Regions from separate parts of the Homo sapiens genome. Here region 2 is linked to region 1. The links are chromatin contacts, found by Hi-C or POLR2A ChIA-PET in ENCODE. All regions are on one chromosome and are shown on one strand. The core of a region is the stretch at or near the end of the contact, and the rest is flanking DNA. Distances in the headings are between cores, read along the strand shown. Region 1 overlaps PPP3CA (protein phosphatase 3 catalytic subunit alpha). Region 2 overlaps PPP3CA (protein phosphatase 3 catalytic subunit alpha).

Region 1 (2,816 bases), core at 210-2,709:
ACAATAGAACCAACTCAGTTTTTTATGAAGTACCACATTTGCTTGTATATGTCATCCTTATGAACACTGCTTGCCTGCCTTCTTGTTTTCAAGAAGAAAATAGTTCTATCCTCCACTCTAAATTACTTCTTGGCCAGAATGCTTCAAAAACTGTGAATGGTCCTGTTAGCTAATTAAAACAAGTTTACCACCATGAAATATTTGCTGTTCTCCCAAAAGTCAGGTATTCTACCAGTGAATAAAAAAGAGAAACATTTTCAAACCCAAAGTAACATATCAAGTAACAGAATTCTGACTAGTAAATTTATAAACAGTATCAAAATTTAAAATTAGTTCCAACAATTAAAGAGCACGTGATTTACTCTGTACAAGAATTTGGAAATGGTTCTTTTCCCAGATTGGTGGAAAGGGTGGGATAAAGAAAAAAATCTAAAGCTATGCTATGGGGCAATAAAAGTGTTCCAACACATCTAAAAATTACCTGGCCTTCCAGAAGTAATATTTAAATTCCAACATTTTGTCACAGAGATAATAGAGAGTCACTGGATTTTAGAAATTGCTGCTTAGACTCTACCCAGTGTAATCATTATGACTCTAATTATGATTGAGTTTCTTCACCTCAATAACAGGTTCTCCAACTACTCAAGTACTTCCATTTTATGAATTTCAAATATGCACTGAATTACATTTGTTCTGCCTGGCATGGAATTTAGCAAATGTAAATCTGCTTCAGAACACATTCACTCCCAGAATTTTTTTTTTTTTTTTTTTTTTTTTTGTGATGGAGTCTCACTCTGTCACCCAAGCTGGAGTGCAGTGGTGCAATCTCGGCTCACTGCAACCTCCACCTCCTGGGTTCAAGCGATTCTCCTACCTCAGCCTTCAGAGTAGCTGGGACTACAGGTGCCTGCCACCACACCCAGCTAATTTTTGTATTTTTAGTAGAGACGGGGTTTCACCATGTTGGCCAGGATGTTCTCAATTTCTTGACCTCATGATCTGCCCGCCTCGGCCTCCCAAAGTGCTGGGATTACGGGCGTGAGCCAACGCGCCCAGCCATATAAAAAATATTTTAAGATTTCACTGGACTTGGTATGTTAAAACATACAAACAAACAAAAAAACTACCTTAATCTCAAGGCAGAGGACAAAATCTCATTCTTTCCTTTTGACGTGTCCAGTAGCTAGCACAGTGCTTGACACCAGGTATATACTCAATAAATGGTTGAGGAATTGAATGCATAATAAAAGAGTAGATGAATGCATGAATTAATGAAAACAGATTCGCATTATGTAGAGCACCTTTATCAAACCCCTTTTCCCCTGAAGAGGTAAGGTAGGCATTCTTTCTGCATCTGAGGCCTTGGATTGGCTTCAAGAAAGATGAAAGTTCCTTCCTGCAAGTGCTGTTCATCCACCTTTCTTTCTCATGGGACAGAGGCAAGCACTCCAAGATCAGAAAGCAGTATGACTCAGAGGGTAGCTAGCCTTTAAACTGAATCTTTGTTAAGCCAGGAGAGACAGTTCCTTTCTCCTAGGAACAGATCCATTTGGCCCCAGGCTTCTGAGAAAAGGGATAATTATATGACTAACATAAGGAATTGTTAAGCTTAAAAGATTCCTTTTTGTTTTAAGTTCCCACTTTGGGAAGCACATAACTACTTCAGTGCACTAACTACATGCCTCATTACTACTTAAGGGTATATTAGATTAATTTTTATTTTAACTTGAAATAATTTTATTCTCAAAGCAGGAAATATCTTTTAACTCGAAATGTGTTGAAGTAAATGGTGAACGAGTATCAAATTCATCAGAAAATATCTACAATAATATGAATACGAATAACAAAGGCAGCAGCTAATATTCATTGAGCTCTTATCATGTGCTGTGTATTGTTTTTATCCTCACAACCACCCTACAAGGTAGACAGGGACCCTTACATGCATTTAGAGATACGGAAACTATGCCTATGGTCAAGAGCTAGTAAAAGTCAGAGTGGGGTTTCACACCCAGACAGTCTGATTCCTAGTACCTGCTCTATGATTCAATTATGCTTTTCATATGAAAACAGGAAATCTACTTTACTAAATCAAGAAGTACCAAAGGTAAGCAATTCAGGAATGACTTGAATAGTTCTTTTCAGTGAGTCAATCCCTCACTCTGTAACAGAGGGTGCTTCCACATCTCAACTCAGGGGGCCTTTACAACCACACCAGTCCCCATGTGAAGCCCAGAAGGCATAAAGAGAGACACAAGAGAGATTAAAGAAACAGAATAAGATTTGAAAGCTATTCTAAAACAAAAATCAGAATAAAGCACAGCAATAGAAAAAGGCATATTCCAGGCCAGGCAAAGTGGCTCCCGCCTGTAATCCCAGCACTTTGGGAGGCTGAGGCCGGCAGATCACCTGAAGTCGGGAGTTCGAGACCAGCCTGACCAACATGGAGAAACCCCGTCTCTACTAAAAATACAAAATTAGCTGGGTGTGGTGACACATGCTTGTAATCCCAGCTACTCGGGAGACTGAGGCAGGAGAATCGCTTGAACCCAGGAGGTGGAGGTTGTGATCGTGCCATTGCACTCCAGCCTGGGCAACAAGAGCGAAACTGTGTCTCAAAAAAAAAAGAAAGAAAGAAAGAAAGAGAAAGCCATACTCCAGGGACAAAGAACAAAGCAATTTGGCTAGATTTGAAAGGTTTATGAAGGAGAACAGGAGATAGGTATGGGCCAAACTGTGGGTGGCCTGAAACCAGTTTCATGAAGTCCTTTAAATCGATTTCTAAAACTGATGGTGAGTCACTACATGTTTTTAAACAG
Region 2 (3,108 bases), core at 242-2,741, 51 kb after region 1:
GACTCCATCTCAAAAAAAAAAAAAAAAAAAAAAAAGTTATACACACAAGTCCAGTGATTGACACATGGACAATGCCAATCACAAATTATTGCATACATGGGCATGATAAAAGCAAAATTATATTTACTGATTTTGAAATATATGCTACTGAATGTTTAGATTAAACTTAGAATTATAAATATTAAATGTCTTAATTTATATGTTTAAGTCAAATACTTAAAAAATTTAAATATATAATTGAAGAATTGTTGTTTTATACAAGTCTACTCTACAATGTTTTTTAAATTTCTTCAAAAATATATATATATTCAGGTACACCATGAGGTACCCCAACTATCTTGGATCTCCATACTAGATGAAATTATTACAACAATATTTTCAGCAAATGATATTTACACTAATCCCCAGAATAGCAAACTAAAGAAATGCATGAAATCCTCCTCACTGGGATGAATTTAAAGAGAGAGGCTTTTTATTTATACATTTATTTTTTGGCCTTGAACATTTACTCTCTTCTCCAGAGAAAAATGCCATAGGAGAATAAGAAAATCAAGAAACAAACAAGAATAGATACTTTAAGACTAGACGAATTTATTTCTCAAGTGAGCCAGTCCCTTTAAACATGATAATTATTCCTTAGAAATGAGGAGTACCCAGGGATTCTGAAACTTTATTTAATCCAGGTACATTTTTAAAAATTTATTTATTTATTTATAATTAAGCTCTGGGGTACATGAATCCAGGTACATTTTACCACTCAGAAATCCTCAACTCAACAGCCTAAGTAAGACATGAAATATAAGGAAGGACTTTAGCTATTGAGTTGAACTACTCGACAGAAGTTCTTTAATCACTATAAATTTTAGAAACCTTTGTATTAATAAACCTTACAAAACATAGTACTTGCCTTCTTAGTCCTCAATCCTAAACTGGTAAGTTGATAGGAAAAAAAAAATCTATTCCCACACATAACTTGTTCCTTTTACCTTCTTCATTCAACTCTATGGGCCAACACATTTTCCATGCCCACATGCCCACCTACCATCCCCATCCTCTGTGGTTAAAACACCTATAGGCATCAAAATCATTTTATTTAATGAATTGACTTTCTCTTCTTTCAAAGGGTCTTAATAAAATGGCAAACATATGTCCCAAATGATACCAAATAATGTAAGTCTTAAGTGACAATTTAAGAATGTTAACCATTTTTGCATGTAAAAGGTGATCCATTAAAAAATAATAAATCCAGCATACAGCATCTTGTATCTGTGACCACAGTGAAGCAAAGATTGAAATATTTTGCCTGACAGTCACCCTCCAGAGAGCCAAGGGCAGGAGCTAAATTCCCAGGTTTGCATATAATTCCCACCTGCTCTGGCTCAATATGCCCTACTCGGGTAGGCTCTAGAGCAGGCTGCAGCAAAACATCAGGCCCTCTGGGTCTTTCCACGTTTCAGTAATGCTTACACTGTTTGCTTCCTTCTGATGACCAGATCTGTTCTCATCCACAGTCTGCGGTTCACCATTTCTAAGAACCACTTACTCATCTGAATAACACAGAATCATGCAGGAAGTTCCAATTCTCTGCACCTCTAATGTTCACTCCCCAAATCATAATCTTCACACATCTATTTAAAAATTGGAATGTCTTAATGACTACCACCTACAATAATATTCTCTCAAATTTCATTTTCAATTGTTTCATTTATCTTTAAAGTGAACTTGTCAATTTTGGTTTAAAAATCAAACATGCATTTTTTAATCCAGCAAATGGAAAATGAACAATTTTATAATAAAGCTACAACAAACTGCATTCCTTTCCTCAAAAAAGAACCACTCTTGGGAGATAATTTGCATCCATACGTAAGGTAAATTTTGTGCATAAAAGAAACTTTCAAGTAATTAAGGAAAGAGATTGCTGGAATTATAATGCCAGTTGCAAATTTACAGGTAACATCAAATCTCACTCCAACCAATGAGTCAATCAATGATCACTACTCAAAAAACAGAATAATTAAGTACAAGGATTAACAATCAAGTCCCATTGAGTGTCTAGTCCAGTACTCTGGCATTTGATATGTGTTTTTGAGTCAATGTAAGAAAGGATTGTCTTTTCCCCATCTCACTCACAATTTATTTAATACTTCTGTGGTACTAGAAGCAGTCTAAGAAGACAGAATAGAAAATAAAAATGCCTTGTTCAGATCTAAAAGTATATAATTATAAAAATGATAGTCAATAGCCAAAACAACAGAACACTGAAACCTTCAGTTAGTAAATGTAAATGTCTTTTAAGTAGCCATTAGAATAAAGGTACCATGGATGCCACATGGTGTGGGGGAAGCTGGCGGCCCATATCAAAGAGTAGACAGACAGATGTGATCAAAAGTGAGCAACAGATAGAAAACTGAAAAGGGACAAGAAAAAAAAATTGCAAACATTTTGAAAAACTAAATGATTTTCATCGCATATGTGAATGCAGGGTCACAAATAAATCTGTTGTTATTTATGATGCAAAATTATCCCTGTAACAATAAAAATAATGTTACATCAGTACAACAGTGCCCCACTGCTAACATCCTAAAACACTATCACATGGGATTTCAGAAAGCAGTTCAAATATTTCCTTTAAAGGAACATTTTCCTAGTTTATAAGAATGCTATTAATATACATTTATTGAAGTATGATTCAATTAAAAAGACATTTTTAATTGCTAAACTTGCAATATCCAAGACTTAATAGACTAACACTTTCTCAGCAACTCAAGAGTCAGAAGTAGTTCAGGGGGACAAAGGCCTCCTTTTCCCTTCTTTTTAGTGTCTGCATGACAGGCTACCAGTCAAAGTGAATCCAAATCTTACCAGTAGACACAAATGAAAAATTTATTGAGAAATACAGCTGTTAAGAGTAGCTAAAAACTAGGCTGGGCACAGTGTCGAATACCTGTAATCCCAGCACTGGGAGGCCGAGGTGGGCAGATCACTTGAGGTCAGGAGTTCAAGACCAGCCTGGCCAACATGGTGAAACCCCGTCTCTACCAAAAATACAAAAGCAGCCAGGCATGCTGGCAGGCGCCTGTAATCCCAGCTACTTGGGAGGCTGAGGCA

What was found. Hi-C counts contacts between places; a loop is a spot of excess contacts on that map. ChIA-PET counts read pairs that join two places held with the same protein, here RNA polymerase II (POLR2A). Pooled maps may share reads with other maps.
Region 2: a pooled map shows a loop between it and region 1 (7-fold over the local background). The contact joins two enhancer-like sites. A Hi-C loop is called at or near these places in 1 of 37 single-sample maps with no recorded cell type and 6 of 50 pooled maps. POLR2A ChIA-PET finds 5 or more read pairs at or near these places in 2 of 52 experiments (H1 and naive thymus-derived CD8-positive, alpha-beta T cell).

Annotation. Positions count from the first base shown.
Region 1 is chr4:101,154,057-101,156,872 of GRCh38, forward strand. All of the region lies in intron 2 of PPP3CA (protein phosphatase 3 catalytic subunit alpha), which reads right to left. Among named protein-coding and RNA genes, the nearest start is that of MIR8066, 85 kb to the right of the region's middle. RefSeq lists an enhancer at 1,197-1,698. Within about 2 kb of position 1,460, at least 3 of the 41 ENCODE cell types and tissues checked have a DNase peak (open chromatin) inside an H3K27ac peak, as active enhancers do.
Region 2 is chr4:101,204,625-101,207,732 of GRCh38, forward strand. The region is part of intron 1 of PPP3CA (protein phosphatase 3 catalytic subunit alpha); the gene reads right to left. Among named protein-coding and RNA genes, the nearest start is that of MIR8066, 35 kb to the right of the region's middle. Within about 2 kb of position 1,492, at least 2 of the 41 ENCODE cell types and tissues checked have a DNase peak (open chromatin) inside an H3K27ac peak, as active enhancers do.